Linked DNA regions of Mus musculus: region 2 is linked to region 1. The links are chromatin loops, found by intact Hi-C in ENCODE. Cell type or tissue: left cerebral cortex. All regions are shown on one strand. Links, peaks and the distances in the headings refer to the core of each region. The heading gives the core; the rest is flanking DNA.

Region 1 (12,759 bases), core at 2,706-10,705:
GACAGATGCAGGACTGGATCCTGGGAACCAGCAGTGTTTGCGAGAAGGAAAAGCAGATGAGGCAATTGTACATGCTGTCGGGGACAATGAGACAGGAGCTGGCTCTTACCTTCCTCCCTCCCTCCCTCCCTTCCTTCCTTTCTTCCTTCCTTCCTCCCTCCCTCCCTCCTTCCCTCCCTCCCTCCCTCCCTCCTTCCCTCTTTCCCTTCCTTTCTTTGCATATGTCTGTGGGCTGTGTGCATGTGTGTTCTTATGTATGTGGGTAAACAGAGGGACACACAGTCATGTGCCGATGTGTGTGGAGACTGGAGGCTAGATGACTTCCTTAATCATTTTCCACTTTACACATTGAGATGGGGTTTCTTGAGCCCAGAACTCACCTTTCCAGCTAGTCCCGCTAGCTAACTTGCTCTAGCCCCTGCCTGGATGTTGGGCTGATGGCAGGCAGGGCCACTGCTCTTACCCAGCTTTTACGTGGGCTCTGGGGATCTGAGCTCCAGTATGCACATTTTCAGGTCAAGCAGTTTACCAGTTGAGCCATGTCCCCAGCCTGTGGACTTTCTTATGAAACGGAACATGGACTGGTTGAGTCTCCCAGTCTACCCACTCTCAGTTATTTATCACGAAGAAATGAAAACTAGATCCAAACAAAGACTTGCACAGAGATGTATGTAGAGCTTTCTCTATAACAGCCCCAAACTGGAAAATAATCAAATGGGACAGAAACAAACAAACCAAGTCATCATGCAATGGAATAGTACTCAGCGACAAAAAAGGACAACCATGGATACAGGCAAAGAAGTCCAGAGTGAGAGAGAAAAGCAGTGGTATGTGGGAAATGAGAGATGGATTCTATTGGCATCTAAGCTTTTTGAGGTGCTCAGAATCCTTACAAAATCCTTGCTACGCTTTCTAAGTATGTTGTTTTATGAGTCCTGTTGTCTTTGAGTAGATCATATACCTATCCAGCCTTCTCTGGGGCTTGGCACAGTCATGTGACCTCACCCATCAGATATGCCTGTTGGAGAACTGGGCCCACATGCATCTGCGCAACTGGATGGAAGGAGTCAGAACGGGGCCCGCTAGCTGGTGAGGTCAGAGTCACAGAGGTCTTAGATTGTAGAAGCTGTCGGGATGACACCGATGTGTTTGGGTACAGAAAGGGTAGCAACTGTTTGTAGTAAGGGACAAAAATAATCTCCAGCTCTAGCTTGTGTGAGATGATGACAGGCACTGATGGCCTGATACCCCCTCTCCTGCCTCAAACCGCTTCTTAAACAAGGTTTCAGATAGAAGCTTGCTCTCCAGGAAAGTTCTCTGCTGCTTGTAAAAAGCTCATTAGATACTCAGTATCCTTTCCATGGCTTCAAGAGCATCCTCCACTGTTGCCCTCAGCCCCAATGCCTCACCTGACACTTACGCACCTGCATCACTCCTCATGCTGTCCCAACAGCAACTCCAGCCTTCCGCTTGCTCAAATCAGAGTCACACTCCTGTCTCCCTGTAAAATCCAACCTGGCAGATCATCTTGCTAGCCCAGTGCCCTGCCTCCTCTTTCTCTACCCTGCTCCACCCAGCTTGAAAACCTCACTTCTGATCTGAGCTCTTAGTGGCCCTGGGCTAATCGTCTTTCTCCCTGCTCAGACATGGTCCAGTTGCCTAACCTCAACACCTCAGCCAGAATGGACATTCTAGAACCATCTGTTGTCCCACCTTATGATGGTTCTCCTCTTTATTCAGAATCCATGCCTGTGTCTGTGTGAGTGCAAACCTCACACACATGGGATGACAACTGAACATGATGCTATGCATTTTTAAAACGCATCATGAATATGTAGGATTTGTTCCTGAAATGCGAGGGACATCGATGCACGTGATTGAGAGTATTAATGACAGAGAGGTGGAAACCATCACACCAATCAGTGTTGAAATACCACCTAAAGTTCAATGCTAATTTTTAGTTTAAAAAATGGTTTTATAAAGGGGAATAGATGCAAAGAACCTTAATTTTGGCAAAGGTTGCATGCTAAGTGTGCCGGGGGAAGCATTGTACTTAAGAGCAATTTTCTTTCAGGTCAGGAATATGACAGCAGAACTGGCTTCTCCATTATTGTGCTGCTGATTCTACAGGTTCATGTTGATGAGAAAGGAAAGGAAAATGGAGGTGTGTGTGTGGGGGGGGGGCAAAGACGCCTTTCCCCTCATTCGTGGGTGACTTGGTGATTTGCATAGAAAATCCAAGCAATCAGAAAATGCCAAGAACTAAAAAGATACAAAAAATAACTTTGCCATGCATAAGACCAACATGTAGAGGGTAACCATGTTCTTCTATGCCTTCATAACTAAGATACTGTGACAGAAAATTAGATACAACAAGGACAACAAACAGCAATGAAAGTACTGGCATTGATGAATGCACAAATGATAACCCAAATACACACACACATATATGTATGTATATATATATATAATTTTTGTGACTGAGGAATGTTATAAAGATGTCAGTTTCCCCCCCAATTTAATATATACATTCAAGATAATTCCAAACAAACTGAAATACAATTTTAGGGACAGCTCAACAAATCAATTCCAAAATTGACTTATTATGAATGTCAATAAATAACTAATGAATCTGACAGTGACAGAGGCCAAAGTTGAAAGTTCTCCCTACTAGACATAAGAATTGTAATAGAGTCATGACAATTAAAATAGCTTTGGTGTTGTCTTTACAAAAGAAGAGTCCCAGTTACATATGACAATTCAAGACTTCCCAATTTCTTAAGAGCCTGACACAATATGAAACCTGCAGGCTACCAAATAAGCCTGTCACAAGTTCATGGCTGCTGGCAAAAGCAACGAACCTCCTGGGTCTGAGAAGGGAGCTTATTATTCTTAGCAGCAGCCGTAGCCAGAATAGCCTGCCTTTGCTCCATAGGTCTCAGTCACTACAGGTGGCTTGTAGGGCTCTGGGCAGCACCTATGTGTAAGCAGAATGATTGACAGGCTCTATCTTACACATACTCAGCGTAAGGAACCTAAATCTTTCCAAGTGGCAGCATTGGCCTGTGTCCTCAAGGGAAAAGTCATTTTGTTTATACTCTACGAGTCAGTAGGGGAATTTGCTCCTTTCTCTCTGTGGGGACAGTCTCTCCTTCTCCAGCTATTTACCATGCAGTACACTTTTGAAAAAATAGTTGCAAATTGTCTGTCACAGTCTCTGCTCTGAGGATGTAACAAAAAAGCTAGAGACAGGTAAGAATTATCTCCCCAATATACACTACTGCCTCCATCACAAACCAGTGAAGAAAGGATGGATTGCTCTTTAAATCATGTGTCTAAAACGTGACATCCTGTATAGAGAAAACTCAAGTCAAGTCTTTGTCTTATTCTTGCTACAGAAATAAACTCCAAAGGGTTTAAACATTCAGATGTGAACACTGCATGTAACAATGGTAAAATATGTTGATGTAGTTTTTACTATGGAATCTTGGATTATTTTTTAAAATGTTTTAATTGTATGTTGTATGGTTGTATGGGTGTTTTGCCAGTATGTGTGTCTGCACACTGCATGCATGTCTGGTCCCTGTAGAGGCCAAAGGAAGGTTTTAGATGCCCTGGAACTGGAGTTTCAGGTGGTTGTGAGCTTCCTTGTGTGAGCTGGGAATGGAACTCAGATCCTCTGGAAGAGCAACCAGTTCTCTTACTGTGGATTCATCTCTCAACACGTCTCATGGATTATCTTCCCCACCATGAAGTACAAACCACATGGGGAGAAAATAAATGAGTGGGTTTGTGTCAGAATTAAAGGAAAAATGCTTATCAGAACGTACTATTCAAGAAGCCGGTGAGCTAGCCCAGTGGGCAGAGCGCTTGCCAAACATGGGAGGATTGTAGGTGCCATTTTATCACCCTACAAACCCAGATGTGGCAGGGCCTAAATGTAATCCCAGGGCTTGAGAAGTAGAGGCAGGAGGACCAGAAGTTAACGCAGCATTCTTCGCTATGTAGCAAGTTTGAGGCCAGTCTGGAATACTTGAGACCCTGTCTCAGAAGAAAGAAAGAAAGAAAGAAAGAAAGAAAGAAAGAAAGAAAGAAAGAAAGAAAGAAAGGAAGGAAGGAAGGAAGGAAGGAAGGAAGGAAGGAAGGAAGGAAGGAAGGAAGGAGAGAGAAAAAGAGAGGGAGGGAGGGAGGGAGGGAGGGAGGGAGGGAGGGAGGGAGGGAGGGAGGGAGGGAAACAAAAAAATACCAGTCTCCAAAACAAAATACCATACAAACGTTATCAGAGGCATGGCAATCTGGACAGACTAGCCAAATCTGAAACCAGAGAATGATTAGTAAGTAAATTGTTCATGTAACTCCTCCAGATCATAAAAAGAAATAAAAGAAAACAAATAGAGAGATGGGTGAGGGCTATGCACAGACAACCCACAGTCAAAGGCTCAAAAGCCAGCAGGTCTCTGAAGACATGCTCAGTCAGTGAGGAAAGCAAACCGTGCAGCAGGGGAGGCGGTACCACTTTACTCACCACTGACCGGAACCCTGGAGAACCTCGGCTGCAGTAGAGGGTGGAGAGAAATAGACAGCCTGATGCACAGTTACAGGAATCTCTGTTATAATCATTCGAGGAATCAAATAGAGTTAGTTTGTGAAATTAAGGTATACACATTGTGTGTCCCATCACTGTGTGTCATCAGGCCAGAAAGCTGGCTCAGTGGTAGAGTGCTTGCTGCGCAAGCCTGAGCACCTGAGCTTAGATATCCAGCAGCCACAAACAATCCAGGCACATTGAGCCTGCTAGCTCCAGCCCCGAGAGGACGGACAGGCAAATCCCAGGGTCATGTGCTCTGGTTTGCTGTGTTCTAGGTTCAGTGAGAGACTGTCCCAAACAAGGTAGAGAAGATGAGACAGCAGGTTTCTGTCGATGAGAGTAGGTACCCACATATAACATGCCGAAAACACAACACACACAGACACACAGATACACACACACACACACACACACACACACACACACTATTTACACCATGCCTCCCTTAGAATCTGCAGCAGGGTATGCAACCTCAGAGACCACATCCCATGTGCACTAACAATCCTCGCTGTGACTTTGCATGCCCTCTGGTTCTCCTCATGTTTCCCACCTTCCATTTCTCTCACAGAGCATACCTGGCAGCTGGATCCTCCACCAGTCTCCTCCACCCTCCTGACTAGCTGGTTCTGTGAGCCTCTGGGGCTCCCTGCACTGTCTTCCATACACTTATTCATCGCTCCATCGGTTGGTAGTAGGTGTAGACAGATCTATACTCCTCATTAGGTTGGCTTTTCTTTACGGCTTGGACTGGACTGTATTTGTCCTGGTTAGAGGGCCTGGCATGGTATCTGGCATAGAGAAACCTTCAGCTGTGTGGAACGAGGACATCAGTCAAGTGCTGGGTCCACATCTGTGCCTGGTATGTGTAAGGTAGAATTTTGCCCCGTGTTCAGTGTTTAGATAGCCCTGCCTCTGGCTATCTTGGCTGGCCTGATAAGGGCAGGGAAGATGGCTTCAGTCTTGGGACCCCATGTAACAGCAGAAATTCCGCTCATCTCGTGATATGTCCTTTTGGGGTGAGTCTACTCAACGTGTAAGACATTTTGAGGCAACAGACGCCTGCTCGGCTAGTATGTGATGTGTGTGAGCACAGCTGGTGTTCCTCAGCTGCTTAGCTTCCATTCCTCCTGGTCCCTGTGCTCAGGAATGTGGGGCAGAGCTCCCTCTGGGCTCCAAAAAATGCCTCAGGCTGGATTCTGTGAAATTCTAACCCTTCCTCTGGCCCCTCTCCCTCAGCACCGCCACCTTCATCGTAAAATAATTTATACAAGTGGAAAGAAAAAAAAAAAAACTCCAAGGCAGAAATACCATATGTAGAACAACATTGTGAAGTCTTCTTAATGTCCCCAAAGCTGCATGAGGCCATTTGCAAGATGCATTAGCCAGATAAGTATTAACAGAAGGGCCTATGGCAAAGCTGTTACCCAAACTACCACCTTTTATTAAGCCCCCAGGAAAACTTAAACCAGTCCATTACACTCATGTCTGTGATGGGCCTATTTTTTTCCAGCCAAGGCAAGCTGAAATATTCCTGAAAAGGGACATGGATTAAGTATAGGTACAAGCAGACACCAGGGGTTTCATGTCTAAGCTTGGGTAGAGGGAAGCTTCAAGCTTCATGGTCAGCTGATGGTCAAAGAGCTGATGAGTTTCTCCAGAGTTTCCAGGTCGGGAGAAAGGTAGCTAGGCACATTGGTCTGCCACGCAATGCTCCATGCCCCACCCTGGTTCATGCCCCATGTTACTTCACAGCCCACACTGCAGCACACCCTTCATTGCTTTAAGTTTCACTCGGCGTCATGCTCCACGTGGCTTCATGGTCCACACGGCGTCTTGCCACACAGTGCTGAACGCCCCTCATCACTTTGTGCCATACGGTGCTTCACGCAACTCAGGGCGTCATGTCCCACACTGACTGCTTCATGACTCATGCTGCTTCCCACCCCACACAGCTGCATGTCACACACCATTTCGTGTGAGATGCCGCCTTACAAATCTGCTGTTTCTCTCGTCCATCTCCCTTCAGGAACCAGGGCTCTAAGAGATGCAAGGACCCATTTTCCCCTGCTTCTCATTTACTGTGTGACCTTGGCCAGTTATCTGGGGTCTCTGGGTTTTACACTTGTCATTTCTGCAAAGGAGAGTGTGCCAAATGACCTCTAGATGACCTTTCAGAAGAGGCAACTTCATCATACTGTATGAGGCTCTAGAAGGGACCAACTGTTTGCTTTTTTAACTTATTTATAGGTTGGCAGTCTTCAATCACTTCTGTAACTCTTGTGAGGATCAGACTTTTTGTCTGTAAGATGGAGAAACTATCTCCTGAATCGGAGTGAGTATGAATTAAAACTTCATATGGAATTCACTGAAAACAGCTCTCAGAGCATGGAGGGTGTTCAATACACATTGAAGTCTTGGTTATCACCGCTTAGATTCTATTTTAAGTAGCCTCCTCCAAAATGGACCCCAGTTCTCCTTCCCCCCCTAGTATTCAGCCACTGTACAATGCTCTCCCTTGAGCGTATGCTGGACCCAGCAACTTGTTTCTAACAAACCAAATACAGAACTATATAGGAGTACCATACTAAAGATCATGTTATTAAAAAGTGTATATGGTCCATCTTAGGCACACTCATTGCTCATGATGAAAGAAACCTTCTACAGCGAGGTCTGTGCAGCCACAGAGAAGGACTTTCAGGGCAACAGTTAGAGAGGAACTGAGCCCTTTGTCCAACAAGCTCCTCAATAGGCCCTTGCAAAAACCTCCATGCATGGGAGAGGAGAGGGGAGGACCTGCCTCAGTCAGGCCATCAGATGCACCACAGCCTCGTTCCTGACTTTGTGCATCCAGAGATCCCATGAGACGATGCACACTTGTTGTTCTGATCTCTGTGCTTGGAGTCATTTGTTACGCAGCTCATTTCTTTCCTCATGATGTACAAAGACTAAATGGGTACTTGGTGAGCTAAGAGGTTATTGCACATGTGAGATGGTCTCAGCCTGACCTTCATGGGTGTCCTTGCTAGAAGGATGACAAGGACATTAGTGGTCTCACTTTTTTAAGGTTCTGGCTACTCAGCCCTTCCCAGATAGAGAAAGCAGAGGCAAGTGCCTTTGTCTGCGTTGTCAATTGCTCTGTTCCCAGACCATCCCCTAGTGTCTGCATGAGGGATGTACTCAGATGGAGAAAGTGGTGAAGGCTGACCTGGAGGGACCAGAGGCAACTGGCAAGAACCTGCTATGTAGATCAGAAAGCTGTCCCACTGGAGTTGGGCAGGTGGCATGCTCAGCTCCTGGGCCACTCCAGCTTCCTGGCTCTGGCTCTCACTCCGGCTTCAGGGAATGAAAGAGGCAGGGTCTGTGACTTCTCTGAGTTCCCAGATTCTGGTCAAATTTCAGGAAACTTCAGAAGAATAGGGTCTGAGGTCTGCTTCAAACACAGCAGGAAAGAGAACTTACAGACTGTTGTTGTTTTTTTCTTTTTTAAGTTTGTATTTTGGTTTTATTTTTGTAACACTGAAGAAGCCCTGAAGTTGCACGATCCTCTACTTTAAAAGGAGTTGTGGGAAGGTGGGGGAGCAGGGTGAGGAATCTTACAAAGCTGAAACCTTCTGGTGCTTGTTAAAAACAACAGAACAGCCATCTCCCCTCCCCTCAGGGCTGGCTGGCTTGACCCTCCGCTCTCCAGAATCTCTGGTTTTATTTTATAATCTGACTCGGCTGCAAACTCTGCAGCTATGCAGCTGACTTTTTACAGCCACGGCTGGGGAATGACTTCATCTTGGTGAATTTATGGGTCACGGCAGAGGATGGAGCAGAGGAACCTGGAGGGGGGGGGGAGTTTGCAGCCTATCCTGCCCCACCTTGGGTGATGATTTTCCCAGTCATGGCCTTGCAGAGCCAGCTCTTGCCCTGCTGTGGTGTTACGAGTTGGGGTGTCGCGCCAGAATCCCCTGACGATGTCTGACATGGTTGTGAACTCTCAGTAGAGCACAGGAGCTGGAAAGTGAGCCTTAGGGGTGGCCCAGCACATTCCAAAACCAAGAAAAGAGTCCAGGGCACCTGAGAGGCGTTTCTACTCTCAGGCATGGGGTTGGTTGGGCTTGGGGACATATGTTGCTCCAGAGACAGTGTGTTGGCAATGTTTGCCCCTAGGCTGACAGGGACTGGACTGGCACCAATCTCTCAGCTGCCATCTTTCCCCCTCCTGCCTTCTTAAAACACGGCTCCCGGAGCAAGTGCTGCCCTTCCTGCCTCTAGCTTCTCCCCAGATGTTTCCTGAGTTCTATCGCTCCTTGGCTAGCACAGCAACTCCCAGAAGTCTTGACAACCTGCCACTCAGGGTCATGGAGTCTGCTTTGATGATGGCCTGAAGATAGGTGGTCTAGGTATATATGCTAACCTTGAGAACTACCACGCCTAGAATCTGTTCACCTTCCTGCTACTCTCTGTCTGCCCTCTGCCCCAAATACATGACACAGAGTTAACACTTAGAGACACTTTGAACCAGGAGATATTTCTGAAATTCATGGGATAAACTACCCTCGGCCACAGTACCCCACTCCATGCTCGTGTGCATACATGTGTGTGTGTGTGTGTGTGTGTGTGTGTGTGTGTGTGAGAGAGAGAGAGAGAGAGAGAGAGAGAGAGAGAGAGAGAGAGAGAGAGAGAGGTGTGTGATGTCTGTATATATGTATATTGTAGCCTGAGAGCCTTGACTCTTCCTGAGCTGGACTGTGGACAGTTGAGGCTCAGAATCAAGCCGAAAGCTTCACCATCCCTGAGCCCTGCGATTTGGGGACACCACCGCATGCCCTGAGATATAGCTATTTCCATCTGATGGCACATGAAATAACCTTTCTGTCATCCCACGAGTGGATGACAAAGGCAGGTGGGGTTGACTGGGAAGACTCTGAAGCTGGGGATGACCCCGATTCTTTCCCACAACTCACTGTGAGACAAGTCTTGGGACAAGCAGTAGGGGGCAAGCCACAGTCCTCACCCTCCATGTTCTTGCAGACAAGGAGGCAAGGCAGCCAGGAAGACTCCAACTCCCTGGCTTGGTGGAGGTTTCACTACACAAATGCAGACAGGCCTTGCAGGGGCTGGAGATGTGACTCAGTGCTTGAGAGCATTTGCTGCTCTTACACAGGACCCACGTGGTGCTTTCCAACCATATCTAACTATGCTTCCAGGGGATCTGACACTCTCTCTGATCTCCTCAGGTACCAGGCATGTGCGTGGTACACAGACATGTGTGTAGGCAAATTCTTATGCAAGCAGTCAGTAAATCTAACAAAAATTTAAAAAGTTAAAAACGGTCTTGCTGACTGATATCTGAACTGAACTTGGACAAAGAAGTTTTCAGATAGACACGGCAAAAGACAAAAGTGTGATTTGGAAGGAGAGTGACTATTATGGTCTGGATGTGTTCATAAAAGTTCACACGTTGGAAACTTGCCCCCACACTCACAATCTATATATTTGGTTGTGGGCTTTGGGGAAGTGCCTGGGATTAGGTTAGGTCATCAGGATGGGGACTCCATTTTTGTATTGGTGGCTCTATAAAATGAGGATGAGAGGCTTGGGCTAGCACATTTACTCTAATTATGTGATAGTCTCTGCTTCATTTTGATATCACTGCTCTTTCGTTTTTACCGTCTCTAGAACCATGAGCTAAATAAATCTTATCTCTTTATAAGTCACCCACATTCTAGGACACTTTGTTATAGCAACAAATAAGACTAAACAATAAAGTAGAGTCAGAGAAAACTGGGGGAAATAGACTAAAGATGAAAGAGTCACTGAAAAAGTTGACCATCAGTTGTACTACATACACTTAATGCAGTGGGTATGAATAGATGTGACTGACAGCATTACTGTGGGACACTGTTGGGGACAATAAAGCTTGAATATTTGACATACTGGGTGGGTTTTAATGTGAAGGAGGACTATGTATTCTACATGGGGTTGCTGGGGGAGTGGTCTTTGGCTTGAGGTGACTTGGGAAACATAGTCAGTTGGAGCAGTGATGGCAAGGCTGTCTGAGTTAGTCAATCTCAAGGGTATTAAAATAAGATAGCAATGGCCTGCTCTCCCAAGAGCCCGGGGCTCCTGTGCTAGGGCTCAGTCTTCCCAGGAGAGAAATCATGCCCAGTGTTGGCTTCATTGCCTCCCACATCGCTGTGATAAAACACTCTTACCAAAGCAACCTTGAGGGGGAGGGGCTTATTTTGGCTCCCAGTTCGAGGGTAGAGTTCTCCGTTGAGGATGTGAAGGCTGCAGGGACTTGAGGCAGCTGATCGTGACACGTCTGAAACCAGGAGGCACAGAACAGTGGATGCTCTTGCTTAGCTCTCAGACCCCTTTTCGTTCCTTCCAGAATCCAAACCTAGGGCCTAGTGGCACTCCTTTAAGGGCGGGTCTTCTCACCTCAGTTAGTCTAATCAAGATCATCTCAGGTGTGCCTGGAGGCGTGTCTACCAGGTGATTCCAGATCCCAACCAGTCCATGGCCTTTAGAAACCATCACAAGGGCAGAGTGTTCTGTGCTGTATGCCAATCCCCTTGGGGTTGAGTGACCAGGAAGGTCTGGCTAGTTTGCCTGCCTTCCTCTTCTTCAGCACCTCCTATTAAGCAGTGCCTCAGAGGAACCTTTCCTATTGGCCACCTAGAAAGCTCCACCCTCTTCTATGAATCCTAGGCTCTGGCCTCCTGCTTTCTGGGTGCCTCAAGTACCTTCTCTGCCTCTCCCACCCCTTTGGAATAATCACTTCAAGAAAGCCCTGCTCCTCCTCATTCTTTGGCCCCAGGGAAGTATGAGCTCCCATTGCTCCTGGGAAGTTTGCCTACACTGGTCAACCTCTCCTTGCAGACGATCAGGGAAATTAGAATCAAACTCAAAGCCGTTGTGAGATTAATGTTCTAAAGACAAGCATGTACCTCTGAGTGGAACCGGGGCTGCTGCTCTTTGATAATCTATTCAACTCATTTGGTTCCATCGTTAATAGACAGCTGTGTATTCTGTGATGATTACAATATACATTAATCAAAGGCACGTTGTGCTGAGAGTTGAAAATTACACTTCCCTTTTTTTCCTCTCTGCAGAAAAAAAGAAAAATGGTCTGCCATTCAGTGCTGAGGCGAGGGGTATTCAGATCTTCAGAAACCAAGTGGTGAGCCTCCTTGGGAGAGCAAGTTCTGGAAAATGTAAAAATTCGTCTCCAAGTGTTATGCTGTCATTAGCTGTCAAGTGCAAGCAAGGGGTTCAGGGGTGACCTAGATACCTTGAAAACTTCCAGACACTCCTGGGCTAGTGATTTTGCAGAGCTCCTCTTGGCCTTAACCAGGTAAAATTTCCCATTTAATCAGCTCCAGAGAATCTTCAAAGTCACAAAACTGACATGCATGCTTTGTCAGTGAGTGGTCAAATTCCATACAATATGCCATTTTGCTTTTCTGAATAGGCCTGGGCATTTATAATTACAGATGGATGCAAAGAAGCAGGCAAGCAAGAAGACACACCCCTGCTTGGCTCAGAGGGCTCTGAACCTGGGTTCCCCACTGGCCTCTAAGTCCCAGAATCATATCTCCTGTCTGTGTCTCCATCACCATCTCAGTGATGAGAATAACAGTGTAACCAAGCAAAGGGGAGGGTACTGAAGCAGGTGCTCCTGGAAGTAGCTCCTGGTCTGTGCTCCTTTCTGTAAGCAAGCAGGATTCACCAGGACATCACAAACACGAAGCTAGGACAAGAAGCAAAAGCCATAAAAGTAGAGAGGGATGTTGCTGGGAAGGAAGAGACCATCGGGACTGGAAAAAGGATAAAAGAGGGTAAGGGGTGGGGAGATGATCAAAACATGTCATATATATGTCTGAAAATGCCCAACGAAACCTGTTATGTGTAATTAATATATGCTGATTAAAAAAAACAAATATTTTAAAACATCTTCTATGTGTCTAAAGTGTTCCTTAGAGCAAGGCATCCCCGTGCGGTGTAAACACGAGATCTTGTTCAGACAAGAGCTAGACTGTAGTGAGAGTCCCAGGTCTCAGCATGAAACCTGAATCAGAGGGTGGGGCTCTGAATGGTACCCATGACACCTGCCCACAGCAAACTGCTCAATGTTCCTCTGTTTCTTCAGACTTAGTGAAAATAACAAGGTCTCAGGT
Region 2 (12,759 bases), core at 1,781-9,780, 54 kb before region 1:
TAGCTGTCTTTAATTTCCATTCCCTCTTCTTCTACAGGGGCAGAGTGTTGTTGGAGTATATGGCTGGCCTCCCTTGAGACCGTGTTCCCACGTGCCTTTAAGGCACTGATAAATTTTGATTATTACTCGTTTGAATCCAAGTAACATAGCCGAGCACATGGCTGTGGGACTAAGCTGACTAAGCCCTGTCCAGTTGCCTGAGCAAAAGTGTTTACCTAGAATAGATTTGAGGCCTTTCGTGAAGAGAGACCCTCCCTCCCTGCCTCCTATCCCTCTCCCTTCCCCTCTCTTCCCCTCCCTCTGTGTGATTACACATGTGTGCATGCCACAACTCTGGCCGAGGTAGAGAACAATCTTGAAGGACAGTTCTCGCCTTCTACCTCCTTTGAGACAGGGTCTCTCTATTGGTCCATTGCTTACGCCAGGGCTGCTGTTCCGTGAGCTCCTGGGGGTCCCCCTGTCTGTGGTTACCACCCTGAAGTGAGAACAGTGAGATCCTGGACTCATACTACTCCTCTGGGCTCTGCATTGGTTCTGAGAACCCGCGCTTAGGTCTTCACACATGAGTAAGCAAGTGTTCTCCCTGCTGAGTCATGTCTCCAGCATCCTTCCAGACTTATATATTATTAAGCTTCTGATGTATTTAAGCCGCTGCTATATTTTGAGTTTTGGTGAACCCCAGCTAATATATTGCTGTTTTGGGGTGCCATGCATTAGCTGGGCTCAATCTCATTCACAGAGTGCAGCACCACTTGGTTTTGGCATAAACACTTCAGAGATGGAAGAACAAAAGGCCTCAGCCGGCAGTGGGACTGTCAGCTTCTGGCCTTGGTTTAGCATCATCTCCTTGTCTTCAGTCCCCATTGTCCTATGGTCCTACTGCTTGTCACTGGAATGCTCATTGAAACACAGATGGGTCTTCACCTGAGATACAGCTTATGGTGAGAGCAAACATTTTCCACCTGATGTCTCCTTCTCTGCCTTCCCTGTTTTTGCTGGAAGTAAGAAGAGCAGAGCCCATTGAGTACCTTGGGCTTTCTCTAGCTGAACAACACTGTACTCTGGACACTTGACCTCTGGGTCCCTCCAAAGCATACTATGCAGGAAACAGCATTTGGTACCTGCCTAGTTTCCCATATGCCTCTTCGAATGGCATCCAGTGGGAAAATGGAACCTTTAGAGTGCTCCTCAATCTGTAGAAGAACATCGCTGTCCTCTGTCCCCAAATCAAAATGGGCTGGAAGCTCTGTCCTGGGTCCCCTCCATGAACAGGGTACAGGGAACAGCAGCTTAGCCTGAAGCAGCACTGGGTTCCCATGTGGCCAGCTGCATGAGTGTCCCGGTGTGGGCTCTCCTGAGCCTCCCCTCTTCTTTCATCTCCCCAACTTGTACTGTCTCTTACCCTTTGTAAGATAAAGCCTATATTAGCTTTCCCCAGCAGTTTGTTATATAAAACGCTCCACATGACAGCTCAGAGTTGCCCTGGCTCTCCCATTTCCGGCAACCCTTTAAAGATCTTTCTTAATGTCCCTGCTCTATAATCCATTAATTTCTATTTTACGACTAGAAACTTCCCTTGGTATTTTTTTTTCTCTAGTCATTTTCCTCCTCTTTTCAACCCCTCCCCCTTCTTGGCATTTTCTCCCATTTTGTCTTCAGTGAGGCCCGTGTCCCAACATCTCACCTTCTGTGAGCAGGGAAAGCAATCACCAGGGCAGCTCTCTGTGGCTATGACAAGATACCTCGGGTGGTCGGTCAGTCTGTGGGAAGAGCGGGGCCGAGGAGACAGCAGCCGTTAACGTGCTTGCTGCGGAAGCACAAGGTCCCGAGTCTGGAACTCTCGCACTTGTCTAAAAGCCGGACAAGGCAACCTCCGGGCTCCATATGTGTATTCACATGCAGTCCCCATCACGCACGTAAATCACATGAAGCAAAACAGAAAGAAAGAAGTAAGTAAATAAAATGACTTTAAAAGAAGAAAGGTTTGTTTGAGCTCATAGTTTTAGAGATTTCAGTCCACGGTGCTCTGTGGTACCACCCCGAGTGATGACTGGACTTCACGTGTGGAAGTCACGATGTCTGGAAAGCGAAGGAGAAAGAGAGCCAGGGGCTGAGCTCCTGATAGCCTCTGCAAAGACACAGCCCCAATAGCCTAACAGCCTTCCACTAGGCCCACCTCCCAAAGCTTCCTTCAGCTTCTCAGGATCTTAGGTTGGCAATGGAGCCTTCAGTGTGTGGCCTGAGGAGGTATTTTAAACTCAGATATCACGGTTTCCCCACAAATAAAAACAGAACCCTAAAGAATGTGTTTTTAGTCACAGAGCCTTTTCTTCCTTCCCATGGAAGTCCCACCACCTTCTGCTCTTTTTGTACAGCATTGATAATGTTCATTCTGTCTCCCTTATCATCTCCTCTACTGTCTGAGGACTGACATCAGGCAGTGGGTTTCATACTTTTTTCTACTTGGTTCATACAGTTCCTGGCACACAGTAGGCTTGCTTTTTTCCAGAACACAATAGGTTTGAATTCCCCAACACATAATACATTCTTAATTCTTGGCACCTAATAGTTTCTTAGTTTTTGGTACACAGTAGGTTCTCAATTCATAGTAGGCTCTTGCTTCTTGGACATAGCAGGCTCTAAGTCCCTGGCATACAGTAAGTACTTAGTAGGTTCTTGGCTCCCAACACACAGTAGGTCCTTCATGAATCGTGACTGATGGCCACAAGAAGCTTTCTTTGTGTTTAGTGTTTCAATGTGTCCTCATGAGACAACCAATGGGTGCCCTGACCACCACACAAATTAACACCTTCTGCTTTTCACAAGGCACCATTGACAGAATGAAAACACAAGCTACATTCTGTGAGAAAATAAAGAGCTCATATCCAAATATTTAAGGAACTTTCAAAAAAATCAATCTTAAGAAAACAGCACAATAAAAAAAAGTGAGCTAAAGACTTGAATAGAAGCTTTACAAAAGGTGGTATTTGGATGGGGAACCACATGAAAAGATGCGCATCCGCATTAGTAATTAGGGAAATGCAAATGAGACGCACAATAGCACAGGACTGTCAGAGCAGGTAAAACTTAAAACACTGTTGGTGAGGCTGAGAAGGAAGCAGAACTCTCACGTAGCTGCTGGGCGTGTGAAAGAGCCCAGCTACACTGGTAAATACTGTTTCTTAAAAAGTTAACTCTCTTCTTCCCGTGTGACTGAACCTTCCCATGCTTAGTACTTGCCCAGAAGAAAAAGACAACACGCCCCAGGACAGCTTCTTCACAGAGGCTCTGCGCAAACACGAAACAGCCCAAATGCCTCTTAACTGAGAGGGAAGAAACAGTGCGTAGTCCATCCTTCCAGAAGAATATTACTCAACCACCAAAAAGGATAAGCAACTGGAATATATTACAGCATCGATGGATCTAACAGGCTAACGAGGGCAAAAACACTAGACCGCAGTGTGCAAACTGACTGACTCCTTTACCGTGGGAGCCAGGACACACAAGAGGGCGCACAGACATAGAAAGCAGATTGGTGACTGGGGCTGGGGCCCAGAGCTGCTGAGCAGTAGAGGGAAGAACTACCAACTGGGGCGCTCTGGGGACAGGCGCAGGCGTGCCCAGTGTTGTGTGGTATCAGGAGATATCCGATGAACTGCACGAAATTGTGTGGTTTGAGTACACAGTCTCCTGTGTGCCAGCTTGCCTCTAAAGAACGCTATTATAGCAACAAATCGATACATAAAGCAGCAAGGAAATGCTTTTGATTACATTTCTTCAATTCTCTGCCCTGCCTCCGTCGCCCTGAAAAAAAAGAAATTGTTCACAGAGCTCCCGTCCAGGGCAGGGTTGGCCTTCTTGTGGCCCTGGCCAAAGCCTCTTGACTTTGTTGTTGGAATCTGTTTCTGGGTTGGACCAGGGCATGTTACTAGCTCAGTGATCGTCTAGGTGAGGCCCTGGGTTCACATGGGCATGTGTGCACACATGGAGCTCATGGATCTGCAAAGTTGTAAAATTGTCTTACCACAGACATTTTCCACATTTGCCTCTCAACCCTCTGGCTTTCAGCCACACTCAGAAAAAGGAACAAGGGAGAAGCCTAGAGGGAGGGCTCATTCAGAGACTGCGCAGCAGACAACGCAGGAGGACTTAGGTAAAAAGGAGATGGCAATGAAGAAAGAGTCTGGAGCCTGTGCACACTGCGGAATGCAAGGGGAGTTTGCTGTACAGTGTGTTGGGTACTTGGATGCCTGGGTGCAGTAATACTGGTTAGTAACGGAGCTCACGATGCCGATTTAATATGAGGTGTGCGGTGTGGCTCAAGGATCAGTCCTCCTCTACAGTCTCCAAGCTATGCCCACGGAAGTGGGCTCAAAGCAGAGCCAGTCTCCACCAAAGTCCATGGAGATGCCTTGGTGGTGAGTTATTTGGGGGTAGGGGGTTGATAAATAGCTAATCAGGCTTAGGAAATGGCACATTGCAGCAGACCACACACCCCAGAGCAGTGAACCATGTGACAGCAGACTTTGGGGAGAGATGTGGGGTGGCTAGAAAGCACATAGGTACAGATGGGGACAGGGATTCAAGGACTGACTATGTGGACCCTGGTAGTGAGAGGTCTCTCTGCTGGTGCACATGAGGAGCCTTTCCTTTGCTGGAGGCCGTCTCCCTAGACACCGACAACACACAGGTGACAAATGGAAATCCATGTGCACTGTAAAGCATTTGCAGAGGAAACGGCAAGGAATGTCCAAATGAAAGCCTTAGTCCTGTGGCCTTTTGTCCCAGCCACCTGTAGAAACTCTCTTCAAGAGGTTCCACGGAAGCTGTCCCCAGCCTTAGCTTGTCTTATGACTTTGAACTTGAGGTCAAGGCACTGCAGAGACCTCAGGTTCTTGGAGGTGAATGGCTGAAATGGGAGCATGATAAGGATTAAAAACCTGGTGCTAGCCCTGCTTGGCCAAGCTCCTGGTGGCCAGCTTCTCCTCTCAATTTCCTGCCTCTATGCCTTGGAAGGAAACAGCGTTAGCTACTTTTCCTGATTCTCTGACAAAACATCTGATAAAAGTAACTCAAGGCTCACAGTTTGAGGGCACACAGTCCATCATGGCAGGAAGTTACCGTGACAGGAACCAGGAGTGTAAGGCAGATGGTCACTTTGTGTCCCCAGCCAGGAAGCAAAGGGAGATGGATTTTGGTGCTCAGGTCTCTTTCTCCTTCTTAGAGTCAGGAGCCTCAACCACAGAATACAGTCATCCAGAGTGAGGAGGAGTTTTTACCCCTCCATTAACCTAACCTAAAAACTCCTTCGTAGACATACCCAGAAACCTGTCTCCTGGGTGATTCAAGGTTCTGTCAAGTACAACCATTATTAGCCTTCAAGGATCACAGAGCTAAACAGTGCTGGCTCTTGCTAACACGACGGTGAGCACATGATTGGTGGGTGTCTTGCAGGGGCTCAGCCAGAGAGTACACACCTGTTTTCAGTGAGGCAGTTGAGGATTCTGTGGGATGTGTGGCTGAAAGAGAGGTTGGTGAGCCCAAGGAAGGCCAAAAAGACTTCCCGAGGATCTGGAAATGTTAATAGAAGCCCTGAATCTGGTCACATGGTCAAAAAGGTAGAAGGAAGAGATCCCTGGGGAGTCAAGTAGGTTGTTGGCCCAGACAGCAATGGTTAAGCCTGGCTCACTACTTATCTCCCTGGTGAGTGAGCAAAAGAACAGAGCCAGGATGCTCATCACTAGATGTCTATCCTGAGCACCGCACTGAGTGTGGGTCTGGCTCTTAATGTACACACCTTTCGTGCTATCTGTGACTTTGACCTATTGGGAAGTGAGAATCTTTGCCAATGTAATTGATCCAGGTAAGGGTCTTTAGGCTCTCCTGAAAGGCTTGACATGATGTCCTTCTAAGAAAAAGAATGGGGGCAAGACAGATACACAGAAGCAGGAAGCAGAGACAAGAGTTCAAAGCTGCCAATGAAGAATGCCAACAATTGCTAGCCAATGTCGAGGGGCCTTGAGCAATGGTCTCTTGGATCCACAAGTATAGTGGGCTTTGCTGATACCTGATCACACAGCCTTTCGGCTTCCAGGGCTACAGAAAGACACATTTCTACCCTTTAAATTACCTAGTTTGCTGTAACTTGGTAACAGTGGTCCCCCAAGATGAACACATATCCCATGTTGTACAGTGAGCTTTGCCTTGCAGAAGGGCCTTGGCTCCAGGCTGATAGAGGCAGGCTTTCGGAGTAGGTGTGGGGTAGAGGTCTCTCAGAATTTGAATGGGTTGGAGTCTCAGAGCCACAAAGCCTGGTGATATCCTGTCATTTCTCTGGACCCAGATCTGGAGTTTTAGTGCCAAGGCTGAAAAAAAAAAATAGTGTAAACATCGAAGAACAGATGTGAAGGCAAGCCAGAAGCCAGGCATCTTTCTTCCTCTTTCCCTCAGCCTCTGAGGTGCTGAAACTACATCCCTGGCAGCATGCCCTGCTCTCTGAGAACAGGTGTAAAAGAGTCCCTGAGAGCAGGTGTCTAACCGAGGGGACCAGGGCTGGTGGGAACTGGGGTTGGCTGAGGCATTGAGCAACAGGAGGTCTGCCAGTCTTCAGCTGCCTTACTATTGCTTGCACTTTCCAGAATTTGTTAATGACCTGAAGACATAGATGTACCCACACACCACGATCAATCCCCTATGTTTAGCTGTTGTTTTATTTTTGCAACTTCTTTGCTCTGGTTCTGTGCCGCTGTCATCGGTCACAAGACAAGGCTCCCGTCAGTGAATGTCCCTGCTCACATCAGTGATGATCCATACAAGAGAGAGCATGACTCCAGATACCACAGGGTGAGAACACAAGGCCAGTCAGACACTTTGAAACCACACAGAGAACAATGTGGGAGGCTCCCATGGGCAAGCTCCCTTGTATTCTTCAAGTGAATATTTGCTCATCCTCTAATGTTGATTATTCCAGAGTTTGCGGGGCCTTGGAGAAACATAGCCCTGAGTTCTAGGCAATGTGATAAAACAAATGAACAAACAAACAAGCAAATCAAAAAGCACCACCACCACCACCAACAATACCACCACCACCAAACAACAATGCCCAGAGATATTTTTAGCTGTTTGCTACTGGAATTCATTGGATAGGAACCAGGGATAACATCAATCATGTATGATGGTTTGAATAGGTAAAACCCCTATAGACTCCTGTGTTTGAATGCTTGGTCCACAGGGAATGACATTATTAGGAGCTGTGGCCTTGTTGGAGTAGGTGTTGCCTTGCTGGAGGAAGTGTGTCACTTGGTCAGGGAAGGGCTTTGAGGTCTCCTATGCTCAAGCCATGCCCAGTGTGGTACAGTCTCCTTCTGCTACATGCAGATCAAGATGTAGAATTCTCAGCTCCTGCTCCAGCGCACCACATCTGCCTGTGTGCTGCCATGATTCCTGCCATGGCCATAATGGACTAAACCTCTGAAACTGTAAGCAAGTCCCAATGAAATGTTTGTCTTTATAAGAGTTGTCTTGGTCACGGTGCCTCTTCACAGCAGTGGAAACCCTAAGACAGCATTCTATATTGCATAAGATACACCCAAATCGCCCCATGGAATCACCAGCCTCTAATGCTAAATGTGGGAGCTGAGCAACCTGGTCACTCAGGGCACAGAGGCAGAACATGCACCTCCTGCGACTACAGATGGAGGTAAGTGTTTCTCCCCCTTCAGAAGGAGGACTGCCAAGGAAACAGTGCAGTCTACCAGCTCCGCTGAAGTAGCAGTGAGAGGAGAAAGGGTGACAGTCACTTGTAAACCTCACAGAGAAGGGATTAATTATGGCCAGTTTCGATGTCTGTATGTGTATCCAAAGCCCACGCTGATGGTTAATTGTCAATGTAGTCTCCAGAGAGAGGGCCTTTCCTCATGAAGGACATGGAAGGCAATTATCTCATGGATGGGATTAATGACCTTAGAAGAGAGGTCAATGGAGCTGGACACACTTTCATGCCTTACATTTTGTGAGAGTACAGTATGCTGTCTCTTGAGAAGACATAGCAATGAGCTTCCATCTTGGAAGCAGAAGACCAGCCCCTGTTGGACTTAGCCTGCTTGAGCCTAAAGCATGGCTTTGCCAGTCTCTAAACTGTGGGCAATGAACTTCTGTTCTTTATAAATTACCCAGTCTATGATATTCTGTTACAGCAGCAGGAAAGTGCCAAGACAGCCAGCATCCACAGATGAAGTGTTTCCTACAAATAATTGGTACCTGCATAGTACTTAATAGTGTTTATAAAGTACGTTCCCCAGCCAATCAGAACACATATAAACACTTTCTAACTGAACAGTCACAATCACAAAGCCCTCAGGCTACGGGGTGGGAGTTTAGCTAGATTTAGCTGGAACATGACGCAGAGAAATGATATAACTGTTTTGGAGTTTTATGTATGGGAACGATTTTCTAAAATCATTTTGTTTAGATGAGAAACTTTTCTTATTTATTACCTCCCTTAGTGATTGGCAGGGGATCTTAATGAAGAAGTTACATAATGCTTGCAAGAGAAACAGACAAACCAATAGACTCATTTTAGTTCCATGTCTAGAGATAAATGTTATGCAAATTTTGGTGGATACAAGCTGGTTTTATTATAAATGCTTATCATACCATATTCTGACATATATACTTAGTAATGTCACCTGACTAATAACTTGAAGACAGCATCGTTTTTGGTGGCTAGATGGCCAGAGGCTGAACCCTGCTTTGTAGGCTTCCGTATTGTAGTCTGTGGTGTCAGGAATCCCATCACTGTATTAGATAATAAGAATATGAGAATCTGGGATGGGCAAGTTTCTGATGATGTCATTTTGTCTTTTGGAAGACATCACAGGTTTAAATACATCTCAAGTAGCTTCAGTATCCCTTTCTGTCACTGGATGGGAGGGCTTGTTGGTAGGGATTAATCTTATGTGTCAGCCTGGCCAGACCCTCATGTGTGATCACACATTATTCTAGATGTTTTTCCATGATGATCACCTTTAAACTCGTGGACTTGAAGCAAAAAGCATTTTGTGTGTGAGTGGTCCTTATCCAATGCACTGAAGGTACCAAACAGAACAAAAACTGACCTTACTAATAGGCTGCCTTGAGTTCTTTCTGCAACCCCAAATCTACAGCCTGTCTGGTCAAACTCCTCTCCCTGTCTCTCTCTGTCTCTCTGTTTCTATCTCTCTCTCTCTCTCTCTCTCTCTCTCTCTCTCTCTCTCTCTCTCTCTCCCTCTCTCTCTCTCTCTCTCTCTCTCTCTCTCTCTCTCTCTCTCTCTCTCTGTGTGTGTGTGTGTGTGTTTGTACTCACACACATGTGATATGTACATGCCCACTATGTGTGTATACTTGTGGTAATGAGAGGTTGGCACTGGCTGTCTTGCTCCATCATTCTCCATCCTATTTTTGAGACAGGGTCTCTCACTGAACCTGGGGTTCACTGAATCATCAAGACTGTCTGGCCAGCAGGTCCTTGGGATCCCCTGTCTCTTCTTCACAGCACTTGAATATAGGTGTGTATCAGTGTATCCAGATTTCTTAATGTGTTAGGAATCAATCAAGTCTCCAGGCTTTTGTGGTAGGCTCTTTGCTGATAGCCGTCTCTCCAGCTCTCAGTCAGATCTTTAATTTCTACACACTCATGCTATCAGCTTAGCTTGTTTGAAGAATGCTAAGGGACTGGATGAAGGCTCTTCTTCTGTTCCTCTCTTGCAGCATGACTCCCAGGAGTAGACCCACGAGCCCCACATCTTTGGCAGTATTAGCCAAAGGGCAAATACATCTCTTTTTCAATTGTAGAAGTAGGAGAACTGGTGTCAGATGCAACCTAGTCAGGTCTCACTTGGATGACATCATGCTACTCAGAATAGGTGGACTGTATATTCCCCAGTGGCAATCAGACTTGAAGTGGGGGGTGGCTGTGGGTGCCAGTCTGTCCCAATCTTGTCCAGGAGTCTGCATGCCAAACCAGGGTTGGTGAGCCTAGAGAAGGGTTGGTTTCTCATGAGACAGCCATAGAAGCAAGCCCAGCAATGGTGGGCCAGAAATCAGCTACATGAGAAGACAGTTGGAAAGTCAGGGCTATTTGGCTTGAAGACAAGAGACAAACAGAGACAGAGACAGTGTCTTTCTCAATGAGCTATGTATGAAAGAGGCTTTAAAAGCAGCTGTAGCAGGCAGAGATGGGAGCAGAAAATAAGAGCAAGGCAGATTTCATCTCATTGTCAGCTGTTTGGAACAGGTAATGAGTTCCTTGTGACAGAAGACATGCAAGGGAGACAGATGCAGAAAAATAAAAGTCTACATTAGACAGAATCATCTTTTCATGCTGTCCCCACTCCAGGCAAAGGGACTTGTCAGAGAAGCCTGTGTGTGGATGAGGATGGTCCCTCTGGGTCATGGGTGCAAACACAGCTACCCTGGAAAGGGTTTGAAATGACCACTCCTGTTTCTCAGGCAGGCAGGCCTATTTTAGTTTGACAGTCACTAGGATCCTGGCCCTGGTCTGCTGGGACATAGACCTCTATCACACACAGATGCTGACCGTGGATTTGATAAACAGGACTGTGCTCAGCTCACACCGTACTCTGTGGACCTGTAGGAACTCATAGTCTATGAACATTTACAGTGCTACTGATTCCTGGCCAAGTCATCGATGACAAGGTTGTGAATATCAGGGATGAGCTAAGCAAACTCTTCCCTGTACTGGGCTCATCTCAGCTTAACTGTCAGCTGCATCTGGTCCTAAGAAGATCCATCAGTCCAGCCTCTGATGCAAATAATGCTCAACCAACTGGACAGAGCATGGCACCACCCTCAGTTCTCAGGAAGCAAGGAACATCTGAGAAATGTCCCAGCAACCTCTGCCCACTGCCCATTGCACTGCTGCTCTGCGGAAGTCACCCTCTCTGAGAGTTGCTATCTAGAGCACAGGATGAGTGTGCCGTGACTGCCAGAGAGCTCACACTTCTAGAACAAGGATGGCAACAACCTTCACTGCAGAGGAGCAATATTGCAAGTGAAAATCGTGGCCCTTGGGCTGGTCATGGTGACTTACACTTACCATTCATGGCCCTAAGCTAACAGCAAATAAGTGTGCCTAACCTGGGGATGCAAGGAGAAGCAAAGCCCTGAGGCCAAGAATGCTGTTGTCCATGGAGCCATGGAGCCGGACAGCAGGCATTTGAGTGGATGGGAGGAGCTTTGGATTGAGACAAATCGATCCAGGAGTAGAAAGCTGTTGCTCGGGGAGTGTGGCTGGCTTTGATGGACACAGGCTCACCCCTTTGTATTTATGCCAGAAACTGGTAATTTACTTAGAAATGAGTCCCAGGCAGCATCCAACCTAAGTATCATGTCACATCTCACACTGAGAACCAGAAGGGGAGGCCAGAAGGGGAGGTGACTTGAGCAAAAGGCCTGCTCAAATCTAGTCTCCCAGTGAAGGTTCCTTTTCTTTTTAGCGAGGGATTTGCTAGGCTTCTGAGGAGAGGCTGATGCAGGGACCAAAGATGTCATGTGTGTGTGTTCATTTCAGAATAGCCACTGAGGCTTCTGGGTGCATCTGACAGCATGTGGTAGGAAGGTAATTCTAGACAATTGACTTCCTGGCTGGTAGTGCCAATGCCAATCAATAAAGAACCAGGTGTGCCCAGGGGCAGAAAAGGCAGCATGGGCCAGGGAGCAGGGATTGAGCCTGGCAATGAAGGCTCCACCCCCCAAGAGCTAGATGGGACATAATGTTTTTCAGGTTCCCTCAAAGGGTCACATGGCATCTTCTGCCCTCTTGTAGAATGTCTACAGTTGGGTGCGCTGGCGGGAATGGTATGATCCTGTAGAAAAGGAGGTGGGTTGCCAAAAGTGGAGAGACTGAGATGCCAAGTTGGCCCATCAGTGCAGCTGGACCCAGCAAGTTGCAGGAGTGTGGCTCTCTCTCCATGGTACCCTACTCATTTGCTATCTTCCCAGAGAAGGCATAACCCCCTTGGGCCACACACAGCCATGGTTTCTTTTGGGAAGCAATTAATTCTTGCTTCCCAGACCTTCCCAATGGGTCCCAGAACATCTCTGCTTGTTGGGAGTGGGAATGTGGAATCCGGTCTTCCAACACCCACAGTTTGACAAGGCAGAGAAAACTCCCCAGCAATGAAGAGAACCAAATGTCCACTGGGCTGTGAGGATCCAGGCAACAGATTTGTTTATTTCATTTCACTACTTGAGTTTCTCCACAGCACCCAGCAGACCGTGTAGTTCACAGAAGGTACTTAATAAATGTTTGTGGAAGACCTAAGTAGTGGATTTAGATTACAGAAGTCTTCCTGGGAATTAAGATGGGGAGAGGCACATGGAGCTGGGACCCATGGTGGTTAGTGTCCTTGGAGACACCTTTGCCTTCCCTGCTTAGGACTTCTGCCCAGAGCACCATGCATGGACCTCAGACAGCTTTCTCCTCAGTGCCATGGAGTTTTGCCTTGACAGTTGACCGGGGGACTCATCTTGTAGGAAATGGTATGCCACCTTGGGCCAGGCCAGTGAAATCTCCTATGGTCTCATTATGTTTCTTCTTAAAGCAACTGACATCTCCTTGCAGAGTTCAGGTGTGGTTTCCACAATGTAATGTATCTTCTAAAATCTAGCTTCTCAAACTGTGAGTCACAACACCTTATCTCCAGTGTCAAGTAACTGATGTGGCAGTCTTGAAAATTTTAGCAGCAAGTAAAAGTTTAC

Evidence for each region. A loop is a pair of places that touch in the nucleus more often than their neighbours do. Peaks named below come from ENCODE experiments on the same cell type or tissue, not always from the same donor. Only the 100,000 strongest peaks of a DNase experiment are listed, where the experiment ranks them.
Region 2: it touches region 1 in a loop (4-fold over the local background); 2 of 42 quality-filtered maps call a loop at or near these places.

The regions. Positions count from the first base shown.
Region 1 is chr14:25,038,033-25,050,791 of GRCm38, reverse strand. It overlaps Gm41112 (a long non-coding RNA gene), which reads right to left and starts at 107. Exons shown (of 3, transcript XR_874428.3): 1 at 1-107. In left cerebral cortex, for the core only: CTCF peaks have their summits at 5,762 and 7,761; DNase peaks (open chromatin) are centred at 5,712, 6,478, 8,203 and 9,690; H3K27ac peaks cover 318 bases.
Region 2 is chr14:25,090,722-25,103,480 of GRCm38, reverse strand. No RefSeq gene overlaps it. Among named protein-coding and RNA genes, the nearest start is that of Gm32123, 12 kb to the left of the region's middle. In left cerebral cortex, for the core only: no CTCF peak of the experiment used is centred there; a DNase peak (open chromatin) is centred at 6,388.